4 separate regions of the Homo sapiens genome follow, and all the other regions are linked to region 3. The links are chromatin loops, found by intact Hi-C in ENCODE. Cell type or tissue: A673. All regions are shown on one strand. Region 1 overlaps UNC80 (unc-80 subunit of NALCN channel complex). Region 2 overlaps MAP2 (microtubule associated protein 2). Region 3 overlaps UNC80 (unc-80 subunit of NALCN channel complex). Region 4 has its middle 90 kb from the start of MAP2.

Evidence for each region. Peaks named below come from ENCODE experiments on the same cell type or tissue, not always from the same donor. Only the 100,000 strongest peaks of a DNase experiment are listed, where the experiment ranks them.
Region 1: a loop joins it to region 3, with 2.7 times the contacts of the local background. A loop is called at or near these places in 8 of 110 quality-filtered maps.
Region 2: it touches region 3 in a loop (4-fold over the local background); 14 of 110 quality-filtered maps call a loop at or near these places.
Region 4: a loop joins it to region 3, with 6 times the contacts of the local background. A loop is called at or near these places in 50 of 110 quality-filtered maps.

What each region holds. Positions count from the first base shown.
Region 1 is chr2:209,787,815-209,795,814 of GRCh38, reverse strand. It overlaps UNC80 (unc-80 subunit of NALCN channel complex), which reads right to left. Exons shown (of 65, transcript NM_001371986.1): 6 at 6,210-6,283; 7 at 1,956-2,095. Among named protein-coding and RNA genes, the nearest start is that of UNC80, 20 kb to the right of the region's middle. In A673, no CTCF peak of the experiment used is centred here; no DNase peak of the experiment used is centred here.
Region 2 is chr2:209,578,232-209,586,231 of GRCh38, reverse strand. MAP2 (microtubule associated protein 2) reads right to left here. Exons shown (of 16, transcript NM_001375505.1): 3 at 6,132-6,196. Among named protein-coding and RNA genes, the nearest start is that of MAP2, 160 kb to the right of the region's middle. In A673, no CTCF peak of the experiment used is centred here; no DNase peak of the experiment used is centred here; H3K4me3 peaks cover 616 bases.
Region 3 is chr2:209,958,030-209,966,029 of GRCh38, reverse strand. It overlaps UNC80 (unc-80 subunit of NALCN channel complex), which reads right to left. Exons shown (of 65, transcript NM_001371986.1): 50 at 6,876-6,911; 51 at 6,323-6,541. Among named protein-coding and RNA genes, the nearest start is that of RPE, 41 kb to the left of the region's middle. In A673, a CTCF peak has its summit at 4,812 (motif pointing right); DNase peaks (open chromatin) are centred at 4,839 and 5,189; H3K27ac peaks cover 1,460 bases.
Region 4 is chr2:209,330,071-209,338,070 of GRCh38, reverse strand. No RefSeq gene overlaps it. Among named protein-coding and RNA genes, the nearest start is that of MAP2, 90 kb to the left of the region's middle. In A673, CTCF peaks have their summits at 3,446 (motif pointing left) and 6,568 (motif pointing right); DNase peaks (open chromatin) are centred at 3,430 and 6,580; H3K27me3 peaks cover 870 bases.

The DNA.
Region 1 (8,000 bases), 170 kb after region 3:
ATATCTTCTGAAATATAGGCGGAGGTTCCCAAACCTCAATTCTTGACTTCTGTGCACCTGCAGGCTCAACACCACATGGAAGCTACTGAGACTTGGGGCTTCCACCCTCTGAAGTCACATCCTGAGCTGTACATTGGCCCCTTTCAGCCACAGCTGGAGCAGTTGGGACCCACGGCACCAAGTCCCTCGGCTGCACACAGCATGAGGACCCTGGGCCCAGCCCACGAAACTGCTTTTTCCTCCTGGGCCTCTGGGCCTGTGATGGGAGGGGCTGCTGTGAAGGTCTCTGACATGGCTTGGAGACATTTTCCCCATGGTCTTGGGGATTAACATTAGGCTCCTTGCTCCTTACTTATGCAAATTTCTGCAGTTGGCTTGAATTTCTCCCCAGAAAATTGGTTTTTCTTTTCTGTTGCATAGTCAGGCTGCAAATTTTCTGAACTTTTATGCTCTGTTTCCCTTTTAAAACTGAATGCCTTTAACAGTACCCAAGTCACCTCTTGAATGCTTTGCTGTTTAGAAATTTCTTCCGCCAGGTAACCTAAATCATCTCTCTCAAGTTCAAAGTTCCACAAATCTCTAGGACAGGGGCAAAATGCCACCAGTCTCTTTGCTAAAACATAACAAGAGTCACCTTTGCTCCAGTTCCCTACAAGTTCCTCATCTCCATCTGAGACCACCTCAGCCTGGTTTTATTGTCTATGTCGCTATCAGCATTTTGGGCAAAGCCATTCAACAAGTCTCTAGGTAAAGTTCCAAACTTTTCCACACTTCCCTGTCTTCTTCTGAGCTCTTCAAACTGTTCCAATCTCTGCCTGTTACCCAGTTCCAAAGTTGCTTCCACACTTTTGGGTATCTTTTCAGCAATGCCCCACTCTACTGGTACCAATTTACTATATTAGTTCATTTTCTTGCTGCTGATAAATACCCCAAACTGGGAACATAAGTAAGTTTAATTGGAGTTACAGTTCCACATGGCTGAGAAGGCCTCAGAATCATGGTGGGAAGTGAAAGGTGCTTCTTATATGGTGGTGGCAAGAGAAAAATGAAGAAGAGACAAAAGTGGAAACCCCTGATAAACCCATCAGATCTCATGAGATTTACTCACTATCGAGAATAGCATGGGAAAGACTGGCCCCCATGATTCAATTACCTCCCCCTGGGTCCCTCCCACAACACGTGGGAATTCTGGGAGATACAATTCAAGTTGAGATTTAGTGGGGCACAGCCAAACCATACAAAACTGTAAACTTAAAATAGGTTAATTTTATAGTATGTAAGTTACACCTCAATAAAACTAGTCTTAAAAATGTTCCCTTTTAAAATACTATGTATTACTAGGCTATAATTTTATTTGAAAGTAGGGATATACAGATAGTCTCAGGAGCTCTTGCCCCATAGGTGGAGTGTCAAACCTCATGACTCCAGGTGTCCATAATTTCAACTGGTAATAAGAAGAAATAGACTATTTCTTGTTTCTGGAGAAGGTGTTTATAAGCAAATTCACTATGTGCACCAAATAACAAGGGTAGGGTTAGAATATTTACAAAGAATAGACTTTTAAATTCCTATGTGATTTAGAAGCACTAATTTTAATACAAGGATCTAGCGGTATAAAATATTCTTATATATTAAAACAGATCCTTTAACATCTCTGCAACATAATCTTCTGATAGCATCATTTGAGTTCTGCACTTAAACATTTTAAGTAACACCTAATTCAGACATCTCATTAAATCAGAAGCATCTTTTCCACTTTCGCCCTAGTTTGTTTAAAGGAGAGCCATTCATAGCATATTTCTACAATTATTAATTATACTTTGACCAAGAATATGTATACACATATTATGCAAATACATATTTTAAGGAACAGAGGCTATCGAAGTAGTTAAAAATGCATATTTGATTTTTGGTGACCAGTGACACATTTTGTCCCTAACATTGCAATCAGGTACCTGGAATGTGATGGGCCTCTTTCCTGGGAAGTTTGGGAGGACAGACTTCCATCAAAGGAGTTTCCTCGGTGACAGCCTGAAATGGTGGCCTTGGGTGAGATGGAATCAGACTGGAATGTTTCACAAACCACCTGGAGTCCCTTTTGGAGGCAGAGATAGCAGATTAGGTTTTGTTTTTTGTTTTTTGTTTTCCCCTGTAGCTATATCATCTAGAATTAGCTACCATATTACAACATGGTTCCATATATGGGCTTTTTTTCACTATAGTTAATTATGATATTATGGGCCAAGGGATTTTGACTTCATCTCAGGGAGAATAGAAACAGATTTCTAGGGATCACCTGTGTCATTTCAAGCATCAGGCAAAGTAATTTCATATATTTTATTTCATTTTATTCTTAATTATTTTCTTTTTCATCTCCATACCCAGTATCTATAGGAGAGTTACACATCAAGAATTCATCATACAGAGGTGAACTGAATAGAAGCATGAGGCTAAAATAGAAGCACCAGGTTAGTAGTACCTAATCAGATTGAAGCCAGAACATGAGAACAGAAGTACAAGGTTAACTTTTCCTTCATTCATCAGTGGAGAGATGCAATACACTTTTCTAATCGGACACAATGACCTTTATTCTGATTTATAAGTACACATTCAGCAGTTCTGTTACCAGGTAGCTTATTTTAATTACATTTAGCTGATAAATGTAATTCTGCCCAGGTGATGTGAGATATTTTTCCATAGGCATTATAGGTGAAATTCTTTACTAAAGTATAAAGACCCTCAACAATCTATCTGGAAGGTTAGCCCTTACGATTTTAATTTTTACACACAAAATAAGGCATTATTCAATCATGATGGACAGAGAGATAAATACAGCTAGAAATTTCATGAATTAAGTCTTCTGAAGTTGACCATAAAATTCTTTAGCATAATGTTAGGTGATTTAGAGATTTAAAAAATTAGATGAATCTGACCCTTAAACTCATGAGCTTACAGTTATGTCTCAAGACAGGTAAGTATAGGTCAGAGAAGCGTGTCCAATAGAAAGATAATGCAAGCCACAAACAGCCACATATCTGATTTTAAATTTTGTAGAGGCCACATTAAAAATAGTGAAAAGGAACAGGTGAAATTGTTTTTAATAATATATTCTTTTTAACCCCTAATTATCATTTCAACATAGAATCAATATAAAAAGTATTAAGATGGAACCGGGCGCGGTGGCTCATGCCTGTAATCCTAGCACTTTGGGAGGCAGAGGTGGGCGGATCACGAGGTCAGGAGATCGAGACCATCCGGGCTAACATGGTAAAACCCCATCTCTACTAAAAATACAAAAAATTAGCTGGGCGCGGTGGTGGGCGCCTGTAGTCCCAGCTACTCGGGAGGCTGAGGCAGAAGAATGGCATGAACCCGGGAGGCGGAGCTTTCAGTGAGCCAAGATCGCGCCACTGCACTCCAGCCTGGGCAACAGAGTGAGACTCCGTCTCAAAAACAAAGCAAAACAAAACAAAACAAAAAAGTATTAAGATGTTTACTTTTTTCTTCTTTCTTTTAAGACAGGGTCTCGCTTACCCAGTCTGGAGTGCAGTGGTGTGATCTTGAATCATTGCAACCTCCATGTCCCAGGTTCAGGTGATCCTCTCCACTTAGCCTCCCAAATAGCTGGGACTAAAGGCATGTGCCACTATGTCCCGCTCATTTTTCTATTTTTAGTAGAAGCAGAGTTTTGCCATATTGCCCAGGCTGGTCTCAAACTCCTGGGCTCAAGTGATCTGCCTGCCTAAGCCTCCTAAAGTGCTGGAATTACAGGTATGAGCCACCATGCCAAGTCTACATTCTATTTTATACTATATTTTCAAAATCTGATGTACATTTTACAGTGTCAATTCAGACTAGCTGTATTTCAAGTGTTCAATAGCCACATGGGCCTAGAGGCTATCATATTGGACAGTGCAGGCTTAGACTAATAAGACAAGAGTTTAGGGGGAATTGGGAATTGAGATCTTTTTTTTTTTTTTTTTTTTTTTTTTTTTGAGACGGAGTCTCACTCTGTCGCCCAGGCTGGAGTGCAGTGGCACGATCTCAGCTCACTGCAAGCTCCACCTCCCAGGTTCACGCCATTCTCCTGCCTCAGCCTCCTGAGTAGCTGGGACACAGGTGTCCACCACCACACCCAGCTAATTTTTTTGTATTCTTAGTAGAGACAGGGTTTCACCGTGTTAGCCAGGATGGTCTTGATCTCCTGACCTTGTGATCTGCCCGCCTCAGCCTGAATTGAGATCTTAATTGGTCCTTAAAAGGATAAAATTTAGACGAAGGAAAGAGAAGATTCCAGTTAGAGGAAACAATTTGAGCAAGGATTTGGAGGCTAAAATGAGCAGGCACTATAAGTTAGAGATAATAGATAACTGACTGAAGGGATAATCAGAGACAGGGTCACTTAACAAAGGTGGTGCCAAGTGGTGGGAGGCACAAAAAAAACAGGGAGAGGAATTTGGTCTTGCAGCGACAGTCAATAGGATCCACTATAGGTTCCTAAGGAGAAAGCGACATGACAAAAGATGGCATTTGCATAAAATGCCTTATGTGGAATGGTGAGTTAATAAATAAATGATGTATTAGGAAAATTAGTCAGGAATTATTAGTGGTATTTATGCAAAGAAGAAAAGTCTAGAAGTATAAAACTCAATTAGGTAGGTTCAGCTGCAATTTAGTCATGAGGGCCTGGATTTAGAGGATAGTAGTGGTCATAAACAATAAAGAAAACATCTGAGCAACATAACGAAAAGAAGACAATATGACTTAGCAGGAAATCAAATCGAGAGGATTAAGTATAACATAATATGAGATGTATGTATTTCATTGTATCTAAGATGTCATCATTTAGAAGACATACCATTATTTTACGTAACATTAAGAAAAAAATACCCTGTTAATTAAACTAGGACATGTTACTTGTATCATTGAGGATTTTTTATTTTATACTAGTTGAAAGAGCTATTTTACATTTATTTAGGCACAGCTTTTTAATTATATTTCCATCCTGTGTCTATGTAAGAGGAAAGTATAAGTGAAATAAATTGGTGTAGGTATTCCTAAAACTCCTTCACATTTAAAATTTTCAACCCAGAATTGTTAATACTTGAGTTTTTCCAAAGAATAACCTCCTCTGTATCAAGAGTGTTATCTCTTAAAATACTGCTCCACTATTCCCTCTGACATATGCTTATAATCCACTGACCCTGATGATGCAAATTTAGATGCTGGAAATGACCAAATTCATGCTGCACAAGAATTACAACCATATCAAGACAGCTACCAGTAGGGAGATCATAAGGGGCCAAAGATTGTCAAGCATACTCAATTTCAAAGATGTTAAATGTGAAAAATATATACATCTTACAGCATACAAATCACAGCGTCTGTACTTAGTAATTGCTCACTAAATGGTAGATGTAATAGGACTCCAAAATTTCCAGGTTGGAGGGTAAAAAGGGTGATAATCTTCCTGAGTAATAACAGTTGGAAAGAGGATCCAATTTTGACGGAAGGCAGCAAGTTTCACTTTGCACGTGTTGAATTGAAAGTGAAAGCAGGTCATTTAATGCCATAAGTTAATGGTAGTATCGATTTCTATGTAGCTTTCAATTACTCCGGACTTCATTCCTTTCTTTTCTTGATCAAACATGACAAATTTGCACTGAATTACATTCTGCATCTTATATCATATTTTGCATCTTCCGTTTTATGTGGGTTAGTCTTGACCCCTCATTAAACTTTAGATTCCTTAAGGGGTAGGACTATCTTATAACTCCTTCCAACTCCCTCTTTCTGACCTCCGGCAGCATTATTCTACCTACATTAGAGTTACTTAACAAGCATTAGGGGATGCAATAATTGAGAACAAGGTGATATGTTATTTAATCTGGGATGTAATGATAACTAACACTTATTGAGTGTTACATGTTAGCCATTGAGATAAAGCACAACTCATTACACACTAACCACCGAGATAAAATACTAGTCGTATATGGTCTTATTTCCACACCTGCACGCTTTGGGGAGATACAGAAAATTAATTTTCATACGACTGATAAAAAACCTGAAGCTGTTAAAAGTTGCACATTCAGAAAGGAGGAGTGGCTTTGAGCCTGGTAGTGATTCTAGAACTCATGTCTTTCCCTTCACACTACACTATGTCCAAGGACTTTCTGCCTCCCTTCTTCTTATGATTATAATAAACTAACCTCTAAGTGTCTTGCATCTTGATTTGGTGATTCACAGGTCCGGCTTTGACTGTTGATAGGAGAACTTCTCTTAGCTGAAAAGACGGAAGAAGTTCCATCGTTTTGTAAGGTTTTAAGTTCTTTTTATTTCATAAGTTCATTTCATTTTCAAATAGAAAAGCTATTTTAATAGAACATTATTACTTTAAAAGAAGACATTAACGCATATTGTAAGAGATATTCAAATAACCAATTCAAAAATCTTAGCATTTTTTTGGTTATTGATGTAGATATTCATCTCTTCAGTCTGACTCAGTAAGTTAAGGTGCTAAAAAGTTGGCAATACTGAAAATAACAATAATAGTTAACACCTACTCAGCACCTAATATATGCAAAGTTCCTAAGCATTTTACATATACAGTCATGCATCACTTAAGGACAAAGATACGTTCTGAGAAATGTGTTGTTAGGCAAATTCATCATTGTGCAAACATCATAGAGTTTACTTACACAAACCTAGATGGTATGGCCACCTACACATCTAGGCTATATGACATAGCCTAGTGCTTCTAGGCTACAAACCTGTACAGTATGTTACTGTATTGAATCCTGTAGGCATTTATAACACAATGGTATTTGTGTATCTAAACATAGAAAATATCAGTAAAAATACAGTATAAAAGATAACAAATTATACACCTATATAGAGCACTTACCATGAATGGAGCTTGCAGGAATGGGTGTTGCTCTGGGTGAGTCAGTGAGTGAGTAGTGAGTGAATATGAAGGCAATGCTAAATTTATCTTTAAAAAGCTTTTATTCTTTAATAATAAATTAACTTTAGCTTACTATAACTTTACTTTATAAACTTTTTAGTTTTTTAAACTTTTTGACTCTTTTGTAATAGGCTTAGCTTAAAACAAATACATAATACAGCTGCACAAAAATATGTGATTTCTTTATAACTTTATTCTATAAGCTTTTTAATATAGTCATATATTTATAAATTTATATATTTATTTTACTTTTATTTGTATATTTTTTATATTTTATACTTTTAATATATTTTATAGTATATATTATTATATATACTAGTATGTAGTATGTATAGTATGTATTAAAAAGTATAAAAGTATATTTTATGCTTTTTATATACTTATAAACGTATGTACTTATTTTATACTTTTTTTTAAAACTTTTTTTTTTTTTGAGATGGAGTTTTGCTCTTGTTGCCCAGGCTGGAGTGCAATGGTGCGATCTCTGCTCACCGCAACCTCCACCTCCCAGGTTCAAGCGATTCTCTTGCCTCAGCCTTCCCAAGTAGCTGGGATTATAGGCATGCGCTACCAAGCCCAGCTAATTTTGTATTTTTAATAGAGATGGGGTTTCTCCGTGTGGGTCAGGCTGGTCTCTAACTCCTGACCTCAGGTGATCCGCCCACCTCGGCCTCCCAAAATGCTGGGATTACAGGCGTGAGCCACCGCGCCCGGCCAACTTTTTTGTTTTAAAACAAGTGCAGCTACTGCTTACTCATTATGTGCCAGGCATTCCTATTTTTGGTTAAAAACAAGACACAAACACACACATTAGCCTAGGCCTACCCGGCATCAAGATCATCTGTATCACTGTCTTCCACCTTCATGTCTTGTCCCAAAGGAAGGTCTTCAGGGGCAATAACACACATGGAATTGTCATCTTTTATGATAACAATGCCTTCTTCTGGAACATCTCCTAAAATACCTGCCTAAGATTGTTTTACAGTTAACTTTTTAAAAATAATAAAAATAGGTAGTAGGAGTAGAAGAAATATAT
Region 2 (8,000 bases), 380 kb after region 3:
GGCTTGTGATTTTCCATGTTAATAAGCAGCAAAAGCGCACTGAAGTCACTACCTTCTTGCTTTTCATATTTTATCTCTCTTTTCTTTGAGTTCCGGACTCCTTAAGTGTATTTTCCTATTGTTTTCATATCCTTATTTACTCATTCATTTCTCAAGATCTTGTTTGTGTCTCCACGATTTGACTAGTTAGAGTCAGACCCAGATTTAAAACTAGGCCTAAAAAACATGTGCAACTCTCTGAGTCTGTGTACCTTCATTAGTAAAGTGGGTATAATAGAATCGACATCAGAGATACTGTGATAATTAAAGTGCCTTTCACAGATGCTGGCACATGGCAGGTGCTAATGTAATCTCAGATCCTCCTTGGAGGAAAGCCGAGGCTCATTTTGAAACCACCAAATTTTATCTGTCCAGGAATTTGACAAAATAGAATACAGTGATTTTGTTTTAAGTAACTATCCATTGGAAATTATTTAAAATATTGTGTAAGAGTAATATACAAACTATTCCACTACAGCATTATGGTGATAGTGAAAAACTGGAAACAGTAGGGATTTAAAATGTCCAAACTTTAGGTGAGAGAATAATATGCAGGTGGCAAAATGTTGTGAGAAATCCTTAAGACACTGCTGAATGAAAAAAGGCAGAATTCAAAATTATATCCTTATGATTTTGATTATGAAATTTTAAAAGCAATAGGATAAAAAATACATCAAAATGTTTTAAAAGTGTTAACAATAATCTCTGGATTGTGTAATTATGAGTGACTATTATTTCCTTCCTTACACCCTTCTAAATTTTACAAATTTTACAAAATGTGGATTTATTGTTTTTATAACAAAATAATTATTGAAATAAATAATACTCCCAGCAACATTTTCTTTATTCTCATTCTTCAGTTTTTCTGGAAAATTTGAGTTTTAACTTTGTTTTCTATAACCTTCCCTGTCCTCTTCTTTCTTTGCTTTTTTTTTTTTAATTCTTCATTCAACTTTAATTCTTGTCCCTTATTTTGCATCTTAAATGCAGGTACTGCCAAGAGATTCCCTCTGGTCCTCTTCTTATCCTTCTTGTTAATAACACCCACGCCCTCCCTCCCTAAACTTCCCTTCTCAGCTTTGGATCTGCATGTTCTGCAATCTACGAGCCCAGTCCACCCACATATCCAGCCTCATGTCCTAAACATACCTCTTCATTTTTTATTCGTGTTCTCACTCATTCATTTAGCATTTATTGGCTGTCTGCTATGTACTAGGCATTTTGCTAGCGACTAGAGATACAATAAAAATAAAAGAAGGACTCTTTCCTCGTGTAGCTCTCAGCTACTTTCTCCCTTTGCTTTTTTCAGTTATCAGATTCAAATTTCAGAGTCACCTTTGAGTCCTTCTGCTGTTCATTCCTCCTACCAATCAAGCAATTGTTCTACTCTGTATATGAACTTGAGCTCAGAAGCATCTTTCATTATCATGACCTCTTTTTCATGCCCACAGTCAATACCCTCTTTGGACTTTTGTTTTTCCCCTGGGATTATTCTATGACAGCTTCTGAAGTGATGCTTTCTTCAACATGCTCTCACACACAGTTCTGATTTATCTCACACAGAGCTATAAAACAAATAATCTGAAAACACAGTTTGGTCATAGTAGTCTCCTGCTCAAACTAGTCAATAGCTTCCCACTGAATAAGAAACAAACCTCCTTGACTGGCATTCAAAGCCATCTCCCAATGTATTAAGTTGAACTGAATGAAATTTTCTAATTTTATAATTCAAAAAAGATGAATATTAGCCATTTCGTATGATACAACTTTATCTTCTAAGAGTCCTGTTTTTCTGCTTTATACTCTAGAATATGAATGAGATCAGTCTGTGCTTTCCCAGCATGTTCACTTCCTTTGATTCCTTTGCTAATGTTTGTTCTTTCTGGAGCTCCTCCATACGTTGTCTCCCCCTTGAATACTTCTATTCATCCCCAAGTTCCGCCTCAGAAAACTCATACTCTATGAAGTATTTCCTGTTGAGTCCCATTCCAATGATTAGAATTCATGCCCTGTAATGAAGTCCCTTAATAAATTATCCATAATATGTTATATATACACCATGGAATACTACACAGCCATAAAAAGAATGAAATCATGTCCTTTGCAGCAACATGGATACAGCTGGATCCATTATCTTAAGCAAATTAATGCAGGAACAGAAAACCAAATACCGCATATTCTCACTTATAAGTGGGAGCTAAACACTCGGTAATTGTGGACATAAAGATGGCAACAATAGACACTGGGGACTACTAAAGCGCAGAGGGAAGGAAGGAGGAGTTGAAAATGAACTATTGAGTACTATCCTCAGTACCTGGGTGACAGGATCATTCATACCCCAAACCTCAGCATCATACAATATACCCAGGTAACAAACCTTCATGTACTCTCTGAATCTAAAATAAAATCTGAAAAAAAAAAAATCATTTATGTCTCTCTTACGGTACCAGTGAGCCTTGGTACTACTTCCTCATCTTATTTTGCTGACTCCAACTGAGCTCCGGAAATGTTCTCCTGTAAATACTCCTTTGCAAGTAGAGAATCTTAATACATATTTGTGTAATTGTTAGTATCTTCAGTGATTTTTCCAAGTTAGTTGTCCTTGAGGTTGAATTGGTATTTTTACTCTGCCCATGGCCCTGTTGCCTGCTTGTTTCTTTATTTTGGTCACTTGAACATTCTTCTGCCATTATTTCACTTTAAAAAGAAAAAAAAAACCCAAACCTTGCAAGTTATAACATCAGTTATGCTATTTAGCACTTGGATTCTCTAATTTTCTTATATAGATTATGCAATTCAAAATAACATTTCACTATAATTACATGGAAAATGCTTTATGAATACATTTATTTTAAAACTTCCTAATTTATCTTTGACATTCATCCTTGAAGAATAAAGTCCTTCAAGTTAAATATAAAAATTAAAATACAATAGAGCTTGAATATTAGTTAAGTATTTGAGGACATATTCACTTCTACCATAGATAAATAGATAGATAGGATAGACAGATAGATAGATAGATAGATAGATAGATAGATAGATAGACAGACAGACAGATGGATAGATAGATAGATAGAGATATTTTGATTTATACTTGCAGATAAATCAAGATATTTGCAAGCATACTGTTTTAACCTTATTGCATGGAACATCAAGACAATGACTAGGTACCAAAAATCTGCTAGAAAAAAATGTGGTAAAATTTAGTGTTTAATATGAAGGACTTTGAGGCCAGACTTGGGTTTGCCCAACTGTAGTCTCAATTCATTTATCTGTAAAATGGAGACCACACTTATCTCCCAGGATTACAGGGAGAGCTAAAGGAGATAATATATGTTAAGGACTTAGGATACTGTCCGTCACATTGTTAATAACAAAAAATTATACTTTTAATAATGAAAATAAATGACAGCAAGAAAGAATAACATTCTCTAAAGCCATGTGATTCTAGAAGTTTCTTGATAGATTCCTTAAATATACAGAAAATATTCTATCTATCTATCTATCTATCTATCTATCTATCTATCTATCTATCATCTATCTATCTATCTATCCTTAAATGCTTTGTTGCTCATTATGGACTGGTAAGTATGACATCATTTCTCATATTACATTTATAGAAAGGGGATGGGGGGAAAGGCCTCCTCCCCTTTGCTGCAGCAAAATCTTGGCCAAAGACATGAAAAGCAATAAACAATGTCAAGCCTGGGAGTAGTATTTAGGAAGCGTCCATAAGCAAAGCTCAGGCTGCAGTTTGGCATATTTCCCCCAGCTGATGAAAGTGAAAGGGGACATTTCAAGAATTCTTTCCGTTTTAATCTAAAACCAGAAAAATCCTATTCCGTACAGCCTAAAGAAATTTCTATACATGGTTTGTCACTTTTATATCCAGTGTAATGATCTAATTATTATTTATTAGAAACATGTAATGAATATTTTGGGTAACTAAAAAAAAAATGACCAGATGTCTGTTTCACAGTGTATAATTTTAAGAAAGGCAAGAACAAAAAAGTAATAGGGGAAAATGCTGACAAATTCATTTATTTGTGAAATAATTAAATAAATATTTATTGAATTCCTACTGTGACCCAGGCACTATACTATGTGTTAAAAATGTAAGTGAAAAAAATGAGTGAAATCAGTAAAGGAATTAACTCACCACAATATTGACTAGAAAAACCATGATATAGGTCCCAGAATTTGACTCTAGTAGTCAAATTCTGTTCTGCTTTAATCACCCAACCTACTATTTTAATAAACTCATTTTTTATTATATGCATTTTGTCAGCATACCGCTAGATGAATTTTTAACTGGTCCTCCAAAATTTAGATGCCAGAGGCCTGTTGGTGAGATTGTATGCCCCTTCTCCAATATCCAGACAAATCATAACAGAACTTATTAGTTCCTATTGACAACGCATTGGAGTCATTTTTTAGCAGTTAAATAATTTCACCCTTTTCCAATTCATACACATATCCTAAAGTTCAAAATTAATATAATGAGTTGCTGAATGAGTCTGAAGATTAGGAAATAGATCTTCATGTGAAATATATGCTCTCTGGATTTAATCAGATGGGCAAATACCAAATAGATTTTTTTTCCACCAAACATAAATATTTTCACTTACTTTGAGTGAAATCTAAAAAGAGAGAATGGTCTCAAGAGTTTTACAATATCTAGGTGAAATAATCCTGTTTGGGGGATTTCATACACGATTCCACTGAGTAATTTCTGAAGAAGAAGTGCAATATAATTTTATGTGTCTCAAGACTAGTATTAGCTTTTGTTCAATATCTGAAATAATGCAATTTCCTTTCTCAGACCACACTAATTTATTTTAACGAATTCATTCTCCTGTTCAAAAATCTTTATGTGATGCTGCCTACACTCTAGAAGGCTGAGGACAGTGTCATCTACCCCTTCCCTCTCTCTCTCACAATAATTACCCACAGCAGCAAGGCTCTTAAGAAGTGCTTGTGGAATGAATAAATTAAGGTTCTCATGATTATACATTGCAGATATTAACAAAGGACAATGTATTACTCTCCTTCACCTGCTACAAATATTCACACTCACAGGTGTACACTCACATACTTATAATATTTCAGTGTCAGTAGTTGGACATTATTTTCAGGTATATTTTTCAAAAATTAAATTTATTGTGTAAAATGCTTCGGACTGACAGTCTTGAGAGGAAATATTATACATAGATCCCAAGGAAAGGCTTAAAAGGTATTACTGATTTTCTTCTCAGCAGGGCAGAAAATGTCTTCCATTTTTTAAAGGCAAATTACAAATATAGGTTTTATTGATATTAACAGGTATTAAAGTTAAAGACGGTCTTAAAGAAAAGGTAATATCCATAATTGCCATCTCAAATCAATATATATCCTGATGCTGAATTTCAAAATTAATGTTTTTCATGTAAGGCATGAGGCCCAGGATCAAGTGGATTCAAGTGCATTCATGGCAAGATGAAGGATTACTTTCTTATGCTGTCAATTCCAAATAAAGCAAATGTAAAATAACTTCTTTTAAGAACTAACAACCTCGGCCTTTAAATATGTCCATTTTAAAGACTGAAATGTCAATAAAGAAGTTACAATATTTTATTTGTAAAGCCAACAATACTGAGTCATTCCTGGGCTTTCGTCTCTAGCACCCATTCTACCTGGGAAGGGCAAGGCATTTCATTTAACCATTTTAATAAATCACTTAGCAGGATTTGTTCAGATAAAATCATTACTTAGCATATTTCTCTTAAATTCAAATTAATGAATTTTCATTTAGATGGAGAATTTTGGACTTTAAAAAAAACATTACAATGATAAAATCTCCAAATAAGCCAAACATGTTGATATTTGTTAATAACTTGCAACATAGGCAAAAGACACAATTCTTTAGTCATCCTCTAATCAAAACAACCTTAGATAATAGAAGTATCTGCATAGAAAATGGTATATGCAATAGACAATGATCAACTTAAGCTTAAGGATAAAAGACCAATCATAGATAAATTAATTTAAATAAAAACATTCCAATTCTCCCCTGATTTTCCCTCATTAAAACATCCAAACAAAACATGTGGTACCTTTTAATTTTCTGAATGAGTAGCTCCCAATCAATGCTTCCTCGGTTAGAGACAAGCTGAAGAATCTACCGAAACAAAACAAAAGAAACATATATATATATATATATGGATTTGTTAACTAAATATCAAAAATTATAACTCACCAGTAAGCAAATGCATTCTTTATACTCAAATAATAAATCTATGCCTGGAGGTCTGTAGCACAAAAAAAATGCAGTACTTGAATATTTAGGAAGCTCAATAATGAATTTTAAAAGATCTTTACTCTGAGATTACATAAAGCACATCCTATGAAAAACGAATTGAAAATGAAACGAAATAAAATTAAAAGCCCCAAACCATTACCAGCGCATATGCAGCAATACCACTCAAGTCTAGCCTTTGAGAACTGCTGCAGAATCCTTCTCCGGGAGCATTATCCCCACAGGCTGGCTCTCTGGCTCTCTAGCTCCAGACAGACGCAGTCTGCAAGCCACCAGCTCGTGTCTGTGTGTGCCGGGGAAAGGGAAGCTGCAAATTAGAAGTCCCCGCAGTGGCGAACAGGAAAATAAGGCGAGTGGGAGAGAGGGAGAGAGCTCACTAGTCTCAGAATTTTCGAGAATGATGACAAGCCACTCAGCTCCGCCATCATTCACTGACAATAGGATGCAGCCCTCACTTACGATTTAGCGGTTTGCCATAGGGGCTTCTGGTACCAAATGCCTGACAGGCATTTTAATTGCCTCCATCCAAGTGTGTCCCCAGGAGTCGAGTCTATCAGCCTATGAATGTCATCATCTGGTCTCCTTTGTGTTAATGCCAGACACACACACACACACGCACGCACGCACGCACACACACACACCGCTTAAATAGAGAAACAGTTTTCAGGCATATAGGATTACAAACAAGTTAAGCTACACAAACTGGACATGACTAAATACTAGTTTATGGGAATTTTTATTATCTGCATTAAGGACATCAGAGATTTGTTGATGTTTTGTCATTGGCAGATAATTACAATATTTTTAACTATCGCATATTGCTTATTTATATTCCAAAATAAATATCTTCATTAAAGAAATGCATATATTTATGTATATTTTCCTACAGAAAATTCAATACCCTTTTAACAGTTATAATTATGCACTTGGCCATGTTTTCCTTACAAGAGAAAAAGAAAAAAAAAAAACAGAGAATTAGAAAACCAGGGCCGATATGTGATTTCTGGGGGCAATCTATTTACATACAAAAGCAAAAGGAGGTGGCAACCAGCTTGGTCCTGGGGCTTTTCAGTCCCTGAGGGCCCAGGCAGAGAATTCAATCTTTGGCATAATCTGTATCCCCTCCATGTTAGCAACTGAAATTAGCAGTTGAATATCCCTATTTTACAGTGCCCTTGTGTAGGGAGGTTAAGTGTGGAATAATTTCCTGCATTTATTTCCTGGGGAAAAGGGAAGGAGAAAAATGTCAATAAATAAGTTAATTTTTACAGCATTGTTAGCAACCTGAACCAGTGAATGGAGCAAAATTCGATGAGAACCAAAAAGGCCAGCTGTGAAGAAGGTTGCTGGGAAGAAGCATCACCATGGTTACTGGAAACAGAAAGTCAAGAAAAAAAAAATATGATGGCAGAGAAGAGAGAATGAGACTACAGGGAAGGAAATTGAGAGACAGATGATATGTTTCTTTTTTTTTTTTTCCTTCTTGAAAGAATCGCCTCCATCAGTTTTATACTGTATTTTGAATTAAGATAAATTTGCATTCTCCTTGAGCCACCTTTCTGCCCCATTTTTTAATCACTAGCTAATTTTGCTTTCATAAATATTCAAACTACAGTTCTTTTGTATGAGATCAATTCTGCTACCCCTTGCCTCTATCCAAATACTG
Region 3 (8,000 bases):
AGGGGCAGCCATACATGGAAAGTTTTCAGGATTGTTACTAAAGAGAGGAGGAGATTTGAGATAAATGGAAAAATAAGATTTTTTTTTTTTTTTTTGAGACAAGTTTGTACTGGAAAAGCTCTGAAGATAATCTTCTCTGAGTCATGGAATCTTAGGGTTGAAAGAGCCCATAATAGTCATAATATCCTGTAGGCAGTCAGGTTCACACTGGCACCTCTTATTATTATTATTTTTCTAATACAGCTTAAAAGGAAAACGAAAAAATACAGTTTCCCAGGACCTCCAAAAATCTCATAAATAAGACCTTCTGGCCGGGTGTGTTGGCTCACGCCTGTAATCCCAGCACTTTGGGAGGCCGAGGCAGGTGGATCACGAGGTCAGGAGTTCAAGACCAGCCTGGCCAAGATGGTGAAACCCTGTCTCTACCAAAAATACAAAAAAATTAGCTGGGCGTGGTGGTGGGCACCCGTAATCCCAACTACTCGGGAGGCTGAGGAGATTGTGCCACTGCACTCTAGCCTGGGTGACAGAGCAAGACTCTGTCTAAAAAAAAAAAAACAAAAAACTTCTAAGGTCTGGTCTGGGCCCAGAAATCTGTATATTTTTAACTTTTATTTTGGAAAATCTCAAACATATAAAAAGGTAGAGAGATCAGTATATAGTAAGCCCCAAAATACCCATCTCTCAACCTCAGCCTTCCAAGTAGCTGGGACTACAGGTGCACAGCCCCATGCCCGGCTAATTTTTGTAGTTTTTGTAGAGATGGGGTTTTGCTATGTTGCCCAGGCTGGTTTTGAGCTCCTGGACTCAAGCAATCTGCCTGCCTCAGCCTCCCAAAAGTGCTGGGATTACAGGTGTGAGCCACTGTACTTGGCCTACAGTGACTCTTGTTTTACTTATACCCCCAAACACTCCCCCTTTTCCCTACCCTAGACTATTTTAAAGTAAATTCCAAGCATCACATCATTTACCCAGACATATTTCAGTATGTGTCTCCAAATTTATGGACTCAGAAAAATTAAACACAACACAGTATGACATTTAACAAATTAAAAATAATTCTTTTTTAAAAAACCCAAATATTCAGTCAGTTTTCAACATTCACACATTATCTCATAATTACTTTTTTTTAACAAATTAGGAAAAAATAAGGCCCATAAATTTCAATTTGTTGATATGTCCTTAAGTCTCTTTTAATATGTCGATTTCCCCCCTTCTGTACTTGTCTTTTTTTTTTTTTTTTTGAGACAGAGTCTCACTCTGTCACCAGGCTGGAGTGCAGTGGTGCGATCTCGGCTCACTGCAACCTCTGCCTCCCGGTACAAGCGATTCTCCTGCCTCAGCCTCCTGAGTAGCTGGGACTACAGGCGCATGCCACCACGCCCAGCTAATTTTTGTATTTTTAGTAGAGACGAGGGTTTCACTATGTTGGCCAGGATGGTCTCGATCTCTTGACCTTGTGATCTGCCCAACTCGTCCTCCCAAAGTGCTGGGATTACAGGCGTGAACAACCGCGCCCGGCCTTATCTTGTTATTTATTAAAGAAATTCTCTGTAGCAACACTCTGAATTTTGCTGATTGAATCTCCACGGTGTAATTTAATCTATCCTACTGCCTTTGTATTTAATTCGATTGGAAGTTAAATCCAGGGCCTACATCTGCAGACTCAGTTTTGAATTTTTGGCAAGAGTACTTAGCAGGTGGTGTATGTGGTGTGTACTTCCGCCAGGAGGTACAGGATTCCTAGTTGTCACTCTTTTTATATTAGTTGTTCTTAGTCACTGCACAGATCCACTGATGCATTAGGAGTAGTGCAGTGGTAATATCATGTAATTCTTTGTCTCACATATTAACTATAGCATTGTAATAAAGAGAAATTGTGATTACTCCAAGAGAACTGAAGAGTGAATAACTGTTTGAAAGGATCTAGAGGGTAAGAGCTCCTCAGCTGATTTTGATAGGCATCCTGGTTTAGGAATCACAGCCAAGGCCACTACCTCTCTGATTATTTAGATTGTTCTACAATTGCTTTATGTGACTGGCTCCATGGATAGAAAATTCACTACTGTACAAGGCAACTTATTTCATCTTTGGAGGTCCACACTGTGAGAGGTTCCTTTCATGTTAGGCCTCCAAATTCCCTTTCATTTCTTCCTACTAGGCTTAATTCTGAAAGCATAAATCCAATCCATCTTCTCCATCATGACCCTTCATTATCAAGAAATAGTTATTGTCTCTTAATTCCCATTGTCTTCTCTCCAAACTGAACATATTCACATTGTCCTGGAATTCTGTGTGAATGTGGGTGTTTTAAAGAAATCATTTTAAACAGCTTATACATTCTTTTGTTTATCTCTTTCTCATGAATTTGATATACAGAAAATAATTCTTTACTTCTCAGGTTATTTGTGTGACAAATAAGAGTATATCTATATGCACTTATTTCTTTTCTCTTATTATTTTAAAGATAACATTGAGAAGTGCTTGTGAGATAATCAATCTGTCTATTTTGAGCTTCCAAAGACTACGTAGAGCTGAATTTAAGAGCCATTTTATGGATTACTACCTGAATTTCTCTAATTCCTGGTCATGTGACAAAATAAATTTGCTTTGTGCATAAAACAAAATTTCCCTTTCCCACAGTCTTTGCTGTACTATCACATGTATAATCAAAAAACTTTCCTATGGTTCTTTCCCAGTGGGAACACAAGAGATTTTCCCATTGAGAGGGTGAGGGAGAGAGGAAAAGAGAAAGAGAGAAAGAGAATGAGAGAGATAGAGACCACACACGAGAGAGAGACAGACAGAGAAAGAGAGAGAAAAAGAGAGAGAATTTGCAGATTCTATTATCCAGCTGCTTTGGCAGCACTGGGTTGGACAAATGAAGCAATACATTTCTGTAGGGCAGAGACTCTAATCAAGAATATTTTCTTCAAGAGCCTTGTAATCAACCATACATTCTGCAAATTCAGAAGTATAGATTGCCTTAGCAATGTTTCTTAACTTGTTGGTTTGATTCAAATTATTTTGGCAAACATTTGCATTTTTTATATCATCCCATTTCTCTTTCTCTTTTTAAAAATCAACTTTTCATCCTTGGGTGACATTATCTATTCTTATAATTTAAGAACGATTTAATACTACCCTCAATTCGCAAATTTATATATTAAGCTCCAACTTTTACACATATTCAAGTGCGCACTTAACTTATAGGAGAGCCTTAATTACATCCTTTGCTTAGTATAAGTTCAAAGCATCTGGATCTGCCCCTAATCAGCAACACAGAATGTCTCTATTTGGTCAGAGACTATGGCAGGCCTGTCTTTTTCAAAAGCTTGTTGTGAGAAATTGCGTTAATAAAGGGCATTTAGTCTAAATATTCCCTGAGCAATAAAAATGTTGCCCTCCTATTGATCCAGGCCATGAAATAGCTGTGCTCTTGAATGACATTATCCTGGCTTCAGATCAATTGCTCTTGCTGAACTGCATTATGACATTGTGCCAACTTTATATACTAACAGGCATCCAGCCATGTACAACCAGCACTTTATCTACTATGGGGATGTTGTTGAGGACTCTGTTCATCATACTACTCTTCCCTTTTAACAAACACCAACCAGGAGACTGTTGAAGCTCAGAAAGCAATACGCCAAAATGAAGACCTCAGAAGCCAAGGTTTTTCACTGATCTTCTCCTGCCCTCCTCTCTGTGGCCTCTCATTCTTTTCCAAGGCTAGCCATGGAAACTGGAGACCCTTTTCCTCAAAGCAAGTCATTGAAACCAGAACCTTTTTTCCTGAAGCCAGCCATAAAACTTAAAAATATTACACTAAATTTCCCCCATCTTTCTGTGTAAAAACTAGCCATAAAGAAATTACCTGACCCATCTTGTTTGATTGTAGGTCATAACAACGCCCCCTTTCCAGAAAGGGTCTTGCCCCATTCCCAGAAGGAAGGAATGCTAACCAGAGAGGCCAAGAAGAATCCAAACATACAGGCCATGCTGGGTTTCCTCACTTGGTCTATTAGAATGGGATCATACCCTTTTTGTCCAGTCATATTTATACATGGCTATCCATACTTTGTTAAACTTAAACAAAAATGGAGAGCTTCCCCTGTATTTTTGGGTCTTCATCCTGAAGGCTCCTGTGTCAGGTAAAACTATGATCAAATACATTTTCATGCTTTTTGATTATGATCTGCCTTTTATCAGTTGACTTTCAGCAAACCTTCAGAGAGTGAAGGGGAAATTTTCCCTTGGCCCCTACAAGATTTTTCTTGTTCTTCGTATTTTAAAAAAGTATTGTTTCACCGAGCAACTGTTTTGTTTTTAACTTATTTATATTATGATTTTGTAATTAATCTTTTTTTCATTCTTTGCTTTGATAACTAAGAAAGTCAAATTTATGGTTCATGAATAATATCTAATATGATCTTATATTGATTTCCCGTGCTAATCTTATCATAAAAATAATTAACTCCTTGAAAATCTTTCACATTATCCTGACTCTATAATTTGTATACACTCTCCCTTCAAATATTTTCTGAGTTTCCTCAAATCCTTTATATAATAATACATAAATGTAAATGTGATTATAGTACTTACAACTTTGTATCATAGTTATTTTCTTATGTGCCTCTTGCATTGAACCGTGATAATCTTGAAGACCAGGACCTTAGTTTACATCCCCAGTGTTTAACATAGTATTTGAACCATTCTCATTAGCATTAGTATCTATTGTGTCCAGATCTGTGCCAGGCACAGAGCTAAATCATTTCCAGTTCATTTAACCTTTAATAGGTATTGGCCTCTAGAGGGAGCGCCAGGCCTCTCTGACTCTTGCTGTCCCCTCCCTCCAAATGCCCTAAGAAGAGTATAAATACAGTCAGGTTATGGGACAGTCACTATCTCATAGTCTCTCTCTCTCTCTCTCCCTCTCTCTCACACACACATACACACACACACACATCCATCTTTTAGGAATATTTTTCCCTTTCTCTCACAAAATGGCCATTGGTCATAATGATTTTCTGACTCTGGGAATGTGATGTTTCTCTGTTCACAGAATTGCTTAGGTCAGCTAGAGAAGACCAGCGGGAAAGGAAGTGGAGGGGCTGAATAGATTCCTAAGTTGCTATGACAGCAGTACCTTAACACTCCAAATGTCCCTCCCCTTTCTCTGAAGGCTCCCATCTAGGAGCTGAACTTCTCAGTGTGAAATAAGCTCTTCCCCATTACTGCACAGCAGGGAGTGTGAACTCCAGTGAGGCTCTGGGGTTCTCCAGGGCAGTACTGGGTGTGTGCCCACAATTCAAAGAATGTGAAATTACACTGGAAGAAAAAGAATCTATGCTCACTGTACATTTCTGTCTTCTCATTTTCCTCCATTTAGTACTTTCTAAATTTAAAAAAAGGCAATAACCAGGAAACTGTGAGTTTTGTGAAATTGCAACGTTATTTGGAAGTGGCTGAACCTAACTCTACTTTTACCTTTATAGATACGTTAAAATTTCCAAGTGAATCTTTTGTTACCCATGACATTTTTCTTTGAAGGGATTTTTATCACCCTTAACAAACAATTACAAATCTGAATAGAAGGTCCTCTGGAATCACGTTCCTTTTGAAACACAAATACGGCCTTTAGCATGAATTTCAAGTGAAATGGCATCTCTGTAGGAAGACGAAATACGAGTGCACAGGGAAGTAATTCTGGGGCCTTTCCCTAGCACACTAAGAGTAAAACATGTAAATGACGACTGGCCTCATCTAGTTCAGAATTTTTACCAGGACACATTTTTTTAACGGTTGGAAGGCTGTTTATATAAAGGGGATTTCAGGCCCAAGCCAAGTTGGCTGAGTTAAAACTGCTTACTTCCCTGCAGGGCTCATTACTGGCTTTTTAGGGACCCTAGAAGCAGAAAGTAGTTGTGCATTCCTCATGTAAAATAACAGAGAAGAAACATTCAATTCTTGTGAAAAATTCGAATCTGGGCAGTAAATAGTAGTGAGAAGAAGGCTACTTTTCTAAGAATTCAGGTGATAAAATTTCCCTTTCTTTCTCTTTTATTGAGAAGCACATATATAAACTGTGCTTTTCTATCTTAAGAACATTTTCCCCTTGTCCACGCTAAGATCCTGTTTGATGGACTTAATGCACACTTTAGCAGAGGGTTCTGTATGATGTGTACCTAAGTCACCGGAAACAAATCATTCTATATTAAGAGTTTTTCCTGGAGAACCCCCACTCTCAACCCAACACACACATTCAGACACATGGGCCAAGCTGTGTTCACACTTGGGGCAGGGAAAGCGAGGCCAGTACCTCATGTGAGACTTCACATCCAGCAGTTCCAAGGCAATGACCCGAGGCTCCCCAGCCAGATTTTGCAAGATCTTCAGCCGTGGCCCACAGTGCTTATAGAACTCAGTGCAAATATTCAGTAAGGACTCCCGGGGTCTTCTGAACTCTTCCCGAGCAATTCGTTCATCCAGTTCCTCTCTGGGAATGCCTTGCCCTTCCTCCAGTAAATGAAGGTTTTCCCTGGGAAATTGTGAAAGATTAACTAGGGGTCTGAAAATGTATTCATGTAGCAGCTGTGAGAAGAGGGTATCACACTGAAGAAAAATATAAGATTCCTAATGAGTTAATGAATCAGTAGGGTGAGGCCAAGGAGAACCTCATCCGAAGGATAAAGAAAGCTTAGCAGCCTAGAAGAGACTGTCATCCCAAACTGTAGTAAACCCACTTTTGGGGGTTTACCCAGAAATAGTATGTTATGCATCAAATGAAATCTAATAGAGCCATAAACCAGCTTAAAAGGCAATCATCTCAAGATGTCAGAACTGGTATGAAATTAGAGCAAGTCTTTCTGTACCTGATAAAGTGCAGTTTGGCTCCTTGTTCCTGGTACCTGGGAGTCAGAAAAACAGTCTACATAACTATTAGAGCAAGAACGGGGTCCTTTGGTTGGGGCTTCTTATCGACTTTCATATGAAAAGCCCTTGAAGCTATACATTTTGATAAGCTCACAAATATACATATATTACTCCTAAAACATAAAGGCTTTATCTTTCATTTGGCTAACACATATATTGCAATTATAGCTGCTGCAAAAGTTGTTTTATTGTTGCGTGATTTGGGTAAAGACGACTATTATAAAAATATATACAAACTCATAGAATATAGCCAAATGAGAGAAATTTTTGGACATTTTGAAATTTAAGTTATAGTTTTAATACCATGTGCTCTGTCTTAAGTGACAGGAAGGAGAATCATGGCTGACTTCCTTTCAGTTCTGGAGACTTATTGCTTTATGATTCATGGATACTAAGACTTTAGAAGCCCTCTTTCTTCTTTAGAAGCCCTCATTTAATCCAGTGAGCCTAGAGAAGTCCCTAAATATCACTTAAGCTATAGTATATCATTTTCCCTTAATATAGGAAATTGAGGCATAAGTTAACCATCACACCAGGCAATTTATAGCTGGGTTTGGAATTTATTTTTGTTTTATTTTTAATATGAATATATATGATGAGCAGGGAATTAACTTTACATGAATAATGATACACACTTAAAAATAGGCTTCAGAGAGAGTGAAAAATTATTGAATTTCTCCTTATGATTTCCAGGCCAACTATTCCATACTGGGAAAAGAACTTTTTCTTAAGCTGATTTTGGGTTTGCCCTATCTTAAATCTTCCTTGTAGGAGGAAGCTAATTAGGCTTTTTGTGTATGTCGGAATATTTAAAGCTAACACAGATGGAATGAAACGGGTAAAATATTAACTAGTATAGCCAGTATCTGAGTTACACCACAACAAGAGAAGGAGATTAAGTTAACAACCATGAAAAGCACCATTTGAGGGCATATGTCAAAGTTTGGATGAAATGTCTGCAGAAAATCTGTCCAGATGAAAGTAAGTTGACTCTGAGTGCCCTGGGAATGATAAACCACCTCCTGATTATTATTGTTTATTTGCCTTTTGTTGAAGGTAAATGA
Region 4 (8,000 bases), 630 kb after region 3:
TATGAGACAGCCAAGTGGAGATGTCAAGTAGGCAACTGAATATGCAAACCAGGGGGAAAAGACAGAGCAGGACATACATTTGAGACTCTTTAGTGTATAGATGGTATTTAAGTCATGTTGCTGGTTGAGATCACTTAGACATTAAAGTTAATTAGAGATCCAGAAGACAAGGTAAATTGAACCAAAAAAAAAAATGAGCAAAATCAGCTTATAAGATAGGAGGAAAACCAGGATCATATCGTGCTCTGGAAACCAAGTACAAAAAATGTTTCTATCATGTACAATGCTCCTGAGATGTCCACTAACAAGAGGATTAAAAATGGCAAAGTGGGGCCAGGTGTGGTGGCTCATGCCTGTAATCTCAGCACTTTGGGAGGCTGACGAAGGCGGATCACGAGGTCAGGAGTTCAAGACCAGCCTGGCCAACATAGTGAAAACCCCTCTCTACTAAAAATACAAATATTAGCAGGGAGTGATGGCGGGTGCCTGTTGCCTGTAGTTCCAACTACTTGGGAGGCTGAGGCAGGAGAATCGCTTGAACCCAGGAGGCGGAGGTTTCAGTGAGCCGAGATCATGCCACTACACTCCAGCCTGGGCAACACAGCGACACTTTGCCAAAAAAAAAGAAAGAAAAAAGAAAGAAGAAGGAAGGAAGGAAGGAAAGAAAGAAAGGGAAAGAAAGAAAGAAGAAAGAAAGAAAGAGAAAGAAAGAAAGAAAAAGAAAGAAAGAAAGGCAAAGTGGATTTAGTAGTATGGAGGTTCTTGGGACCTTGAAAAGACGAATATTAGAGGCAATACTAGATTAAAGTAGGAAGAATAAATAACACAACATTACATAACATCCATGTAAAGCATCTGCCTTTCAAACCAAATTGCAAAAGGACTGCCTCATGCAAAGATTCTATAAATTCAGGATAAAAAGACATTGCAGTGAAATTTCTTTAGACTCAATTTTCTCCAAGGCATCAAAATGGTAGATGCACAGTCCATAGTGAGATGTGAGACTTAAAAGAGAAGGTAGCAGAATATTCGTTTCCATCATTGGCTGACCATCTACCTCTAATATCTAAACAGATCTTGGATAAGCTAAGAAAAAATGATTGGAAATCCAAAGAGGATTTGTGGGTAGAGTATTGGTATTCTATGATTCTTCCTGACAGCAAAAGTCAAGATGCTTTCTTTTTCTTTCTGACAAGAGAAAGGGTTTGGAGGAAGCCGAGCTGGTGAGCTTAATCTATTATCCTTACTACCACCATGTTTGAGTAACTCATGCCTGAGAAACTCAGAAGGCAAGGCCTGGGCTGGCTTTCTGGAGATGATAAGAAAGAGGCTGCTGTTGCCTCAGAACCATCCTACACTCTCAATGGAACAAGGCAAAATTGTGTAATTTTCTCCTCTACTGTACCTGTTGTGGGCCATGTCAAGAGAAAGCCAGCTTGAGCTTGTCTTGGCTCTTGCCTAAGAGGAAGTATCATAATTTGTGGTATAATAACCTGGCCAAAATCTCAGTGGCTTACAACAGCAAATATTTATTATTTTCTTGGGTCAGCTGCACGGTAATTCTGTGGTCAGCTGGCAGCTCATCTAGGCCTGGATTGTCAAGAATAGCTTCATAATCTATAGCTTTATCATTGACTAGATGTTAGCTGGGTGAAGGTGATGCTATGTCTTCATTCTCCAGAAAAGCTCTAGCCTGAGCTTTTCACAGCATAGTGCTGACAGAGACAACTGAAAATTTCAAAGTATATGTTTTCTTCAAGCCATTCAATTGTTTTTAAATTTTTCTTTTATGTAGGTCTTATATGTTAACTGCAAATTTTATTTCTAGGTTATAGTATTGTTACTATTATCAACAACAATAATAATGAACATAAAATTACTTTTTGACATTTATTAGCAATTTATTTTGCAGTGAATGTTCAATAAATAGGCCAGTTAATTTTCAAGGTATTGATTTGGATGTATCTCTCTAAGACCTACTTAGTTATTTTTTATTTATAGTCTGTATTTTTTGTATACTTCCGTGTCTGAGCTTATAGATGTGAGGATTCTACACATCTGAGGATTAATTTTATCCCTACACATGTGAGGATTAATTGTGTCCCTATCTATTTCCACTCATATTTCTTGCAGTTTTCTTTTATTATTTTAATGATCTGTAACTTGATGTATAAATACTATTGACAGGTATGATTTATCTTCATTTGTGATTATAGGATATCTTTCTTTTTCTCATTTCATGATTATTACTTTGAACTCAAGCCTAAATGCCTCTTGTTCCATATTCTTATTTTAATAATAGATTTCTTCAAACTTGATAAAAGTTTTGCAATTCATACTTTTGCCTAATTCAGACAAAAATTAAGCTGTTTATATTCAATTAATGAATTATCTTTATAGCCACCTAATTACTTATAACATTGCAAGAATTAAGCTTCCAAAATTTCAAGGGAACAAATTTCTATTTAATATCTAAAAATATGTTTGAAAATGCGTGTTTTAGTAGCTACCCTCTTCACTAGCCCTAAGAATATTTTCTTCTTTGACTAAAAGTGAATCTCCAAGACAAAAGTAAATGTGGCTGAGGATTTCCTAGAAACTGTATACATTAATTTAAATATTAGTGTATTGACATGTCAGAGAAATTATTTTCCTTGCAGCAAGCACTATACAAAAACTATTAATAAGCTAATAACAACTTAATAGTACCTATTCAGTAATGGAATCATTGTTTGCCAAGACTGTATGCACTTACATTGTGCTAAGCATTTTTACACATTGTCTAATTTAATTTTCACAATAATATAAAGCAAGTATTTTTATTTTTCTTATTTACAGATAAAGGAACTGAGGCTAAGAGAAGTGACCTCTGACACCCAGCTAACTAGTGACAGAGGTGAGATTTGGGCTAGGGGGGTTTGATAGCAAAGGCCATGCATTTGGTCTGTTTTGCTTTTAAACTTAATATACCTTTTTAAGGAAATAACTTGAATGAATCAAGGGATATTAACTTAATTAGGAAGAAATGTATTTACAGAAAAATTGGAACTTTTTTGCTAATTCAGGTGAACAGGTTTTTTGCTAGACTGAATAATGAAGCTTCACTATTCTGAGTGTTTTTCTATTATGACACTACAAATGATTTAATAATTTTTAGAATTTGGATTGTATCCTAATTTTCTAAAAACTGTTTATCTTTTATTAAGATAAAAAATAATCTTAATAATTTGCAAAGCTTTTAATAGAACTAAATTATATGAATTTGAGGCCCCATCTGAAACTCAGCCATGAGATGGCATGCTGAAATCTCCAGGGGAGTGTTAATGCTGGCTTTCACTGGCATCGACAATCCACAGCGAGTGTGCAGGGCAAGGAGAGTTTTTATTTCCAAGTCTAAACCGAATGAAATGCAATTAATTCTGCTGTCTGGGCCGCTGGTGCCCTCTACAGGTCAAATAGATGCTATACAGCTTTAGGTTTCACCTGTTAAAATGTCGTTTTAGCGCTAAAAGAACTCTGGGTCCCATTGCATAGTAGCTTCTTTACAGGGTACTGTCACTCTTATTGGCATAAATAATAGAAATATTGAGTAAAAATCACCTAAATAGCCTCATTCATGTGTCTAGCAGTTGGATAGGTGTTAGCTGGGATGATGGTGATGACGTGTCTCATTCTTCAGCAGCCTAGAGTGGTTATTCATATGGTAGCAGTCACAGGAACAATTGAAAATACCAAAGAGTATGTTTTATTTATGCCTTTCAGTTGCTTATTTAAATTTTTTATATAGTTGTTATATAATTGTAATGCAACACTCATATATCAATGTCTTAAGTTATTCAGTTACATCAAGATGATTATTTCTTTAAAAAAGTATGGGGAGACAGAAGTGGAGATGGCAGTAGTACAAGTTTTATTGTAAAGATCAAATGAAATAAACTATGTAAAGCTTATGGAACATAATAGGTCATCTGAAAGCAATTATTTTTACTTAATCAAATTTTAAAGTTTTATGTGAGAACAAAACAAGCTAGGGTGAGGGTGGAATGGTTGGGGGTGTGAAAAACGTAGGCAACACAGAGGAAGGGCTTACTCAGTCCTCATTTAAAATACCTCATTAAATATATCATGTGTACAAAATAGAAAAAAACACAAAATATAAGCATATTTCAAGTGTAATTAGGGAAAACGCATTTGTGGTCATTATTATGTATTATTTTTCTACATCAGAAATCTAAGTTTTCAGTCTTTGTTTAGAGTAATCCTTTATTGGTTTTTTACATTTTGTAACACAGATTAGTTTGGAGCTCCTAACTTTACCATGGTAAAGAGACAATCTGTAGTTCTGTTTTCTCATCTTTTACATGATAAGTAATAGTGAAGAGTCATAGTGTCCTAACTTCACTTGTTTTTTAAAAAAAATTTTTCTCCCATTTTGTAGGTTGCCTGTTCACTCTGACGGTAGTTTCTTTTGCGTGCAGAAGCTCTTTAGTTTAATTAGATCCCATTTGTCAATTTTGGCTTTTGTTGCCATTGCTTTTGGTGTTTTAGACATGAAGTCCTTGCCCATGCCTATGTCCTGAATGGTAATGCCTAGGTTTTCTTCTAGAGTTTTTATGGTTTTAGGTCTAACGTTTAAGTCTTTAATCCATCTTGAATTAATTTTTGTATAAGGTGTGAGGAAGGGATCCAGTTTCAGCTTTCTACATATGGCTAGCCAGTTTTCCCAGCACCATTTATTAAATAGGGAATCCTTTCCCCATTGCTTGTTTTTCTCAGGTTTGTCAAAGATCAGATAGTTGTAGATAGGCGGCGTTATTTCTGAGGGCTCTGTTCTGTTCCATTGATCTATATCTCTGTTTTGGTACCAGTACCATGCTGTTTTGGTTACTGTAGCCTTGTAGTATAGTTTGAAGTCAGGTAGCGTGATGCCTCCAGCTTTGTTCTTTTGGCTTAGGATTGACTTGGCGATGCGGGCTCTTTTTTGGTTCCATATGAACTTTAAAGTAGTTTTTTCCAATTCTGTGAAAATTTTCGCAACCTACTCATCTGACAAAGGGCTAATATCCAGAATCTACAATGAACTCAAACAAATTTACAAGAAGAAAACAAACAACCCCATCAAAAAGTGGGCGAAGGATATGAACAGACACTTCTCAAAAGAAGACATTTATGCAGCCAAAAGACACATGAAAAAATGCTCATCATCACTGGCCATCAGAGAAATGCAAATCAAAACCACAATGAGATACCATCTCACACCAGTTAGAATGGCAATCATTAAAAAGTCAGGAAACAACAGGTGCTGGAGAGGATGTGGAGAAATAGGAACACTTTGACACTGTTGGTGGGACTGTAAACTAGTTCAACCATTGTGGAAGTCAGTGTGGCGATTCCTCAGGGATCTAGAACTAGAAATACCATTTGACCCAGCCATCCCATTACTGGGTATATACCCAAAGGACTATAAATCATGCTGCTATAAAGACACATGCACACGTATGTTTATTGTGGCACTATTCACAATAGCAAAGACTTGGAACCAACCCAAATGTCCAACAATGATAGACTGGATTAAGAAAATGTGGCACATATACACCATGGAATACTATGCAGCCATAAAAAATGATGAGTTCATGTCCTTTGTAGGGATATGGATGAAATTGGAAATCATCATTCTCAGTAAACTATTGCAAGGACAAAAAACCAAACACCACATGTTCTCACTCATAGATGGGAATTGAACAATGAGAAGACATGGACACAGGAAGGGGAACATCACACTCTGGGGACTGTTGTGGGGTGGGGGGAGGGGGGAGGGATGGCATTAGGAGATATACCTAATGCTAAATGACAAGTTAATGGGTGCAGCACAACAGCATGGCACATGTATACATATGTAACTAACCTGCACATTGTGCACATGTACCCTAAAACTTAAAGTATAATAATAATTTAAAAAATAAAAAAAAACACACTTTAAATAAACCCCCCCAAAAAATTTTTTTTAAAGGCTAAATTAGAGATTCATATAAAAACACCTGACACTTTTCCTGGGCATGGTTCTAAGCTCTTCACATATGTTAACTTATGGACTTTTACAATAATAATTCAAGGTAAGGAGTAGTATTTTTTTCAATTTTCCAAAGAAGGAAACTGAGCTACAGAGAATTTTAATAAATTGCCAAAGATTATACATTTTGTAAGTTTTGAAGCCATCCATGTGGGGCAATCTGGTTCCAGGATATATATGTTTAACTGTTCAACTTTGAAAATTTGTAAAAACAAAAAGTATTATTTAAATCAAGATATTACCATTAGGATTAATATTAATCAGATCATTATTTCTCACATTCAGCTTTCTATGTTAACAAAGTTAATCTGAACAAAATAGGATCATTTAGCATGAGCAAGTCCTATGGTTTTAGGCTCTTGGGTAAGTGTTATTCTTAGATTTCTAGATATTGTAATTCGGGCACCATTCAAACTGAAGGCAAGTTACAGTATTTCTCTTCATTCAAATAGATTTGATTGTTTTGGTTACTTAAGGTTTTCTACAACTTAATGCCACTAAGGCACCACTTGATGGCAGTGGTAACCTGGGTTATGATGTCTATTTAGGTCTGGAGATAAGATGGAAATACAGTGATTTTTTAAAGCTGAATCCAACTAAACATCTATCTAAGATATGGTACTTAAAAGACAAAAAGACATGGTTCACATACATATTTGAATTACAGTTTTATCAAATATAAAACTCTGTGTCCTGCCTCTTTCCCACACCAGATTCATTATTTTAAAAAATCAAACCAAAGCAAAGCAAAAATCAATGTTAGGTTTCTTTGTGGTTGTTCTGATAGCTCTAAGGACTATACCTACGACACTTTTAAAACTATATCAACCTTAAATTTATTTAAATTTCAGCTTCTCCATCTATTACTCAGTTATCACCACTCTCTATGTCTTAGCTGATCACTTCTGCAACTCCAAACATGCAAAACCTCTAATTCTTTACTTCTCACTTATATAATGAGAATACTAATGTTCCCCTTCCCTTCATCATCTCGTCTTACCCTCACTATGCTCTCATTTCTGTCAGTTTTTTCAAAGTTGAGAAAAATTTGTATTCTATTTTATGATAATTAAGTACTGCAGATTTTGCTTATAATTTTAACCTAATAATTAAAAACCAAAGCCTGAGTTTATATCACTATGAGTATAAAAATACTGCTTATTTCAAAGAAGAGTCATGTGCCATGGTTGCATTACCTTTTCTACCAAGGCAATGACACATATCTGTGCCATTAGATGGAAAATATTCCTAGCATTAGGTACAAGTGGATTGTCCTATTTTATCCTGAGACCATTTTTAAATCTCATTGTCAAGGTCTTCTAATGTGCTTGATTGGTATTCTCCCGGTGTTTCCCATTCATTCTCATTTTTATGGTAATTTATTCCTTTAAAATGTATTTACCATCATTTTAATGGGTTCTCATGGGAGTAGGACTAAACAAATAAAATAATGATTAAATAGTATGAGCTACATAATGTTTAATCAAGAGTTGATGTAAAGAGAAACTTTTAAAGGAAACATAATGCCCATCATCATAGGACCAGTAAACTTTAGGGCTAGAAGTCTCTCTGTTATTTTACAAATCAAACCAAAGCAGAATAAATTAATTTTCTAAAATTGCACAAGTTAGTCTACAATGAATATCTTATCTGATGTGATTCTTTATTTCTTACCTAATGACAATTGATTTTAAGGATACCTGATAGCTAATATTTGCTTAAAGCATTTGAATTTGGTGTAATCTATACCCTTTAACCTAATAATGAAAACCTTTAGATCACTTAAGTCAATAGAGGCTTAATAAAGTATTTTATTTTTCATTGTTCTGACTCTTGGACTGTACTTGGTATACTTTAAACTTATACTTTTCTAGACAGAACAGGGAGAAGCTGAAGGCTTTTTACTATGCAAACCTTTAAATATCAGAGT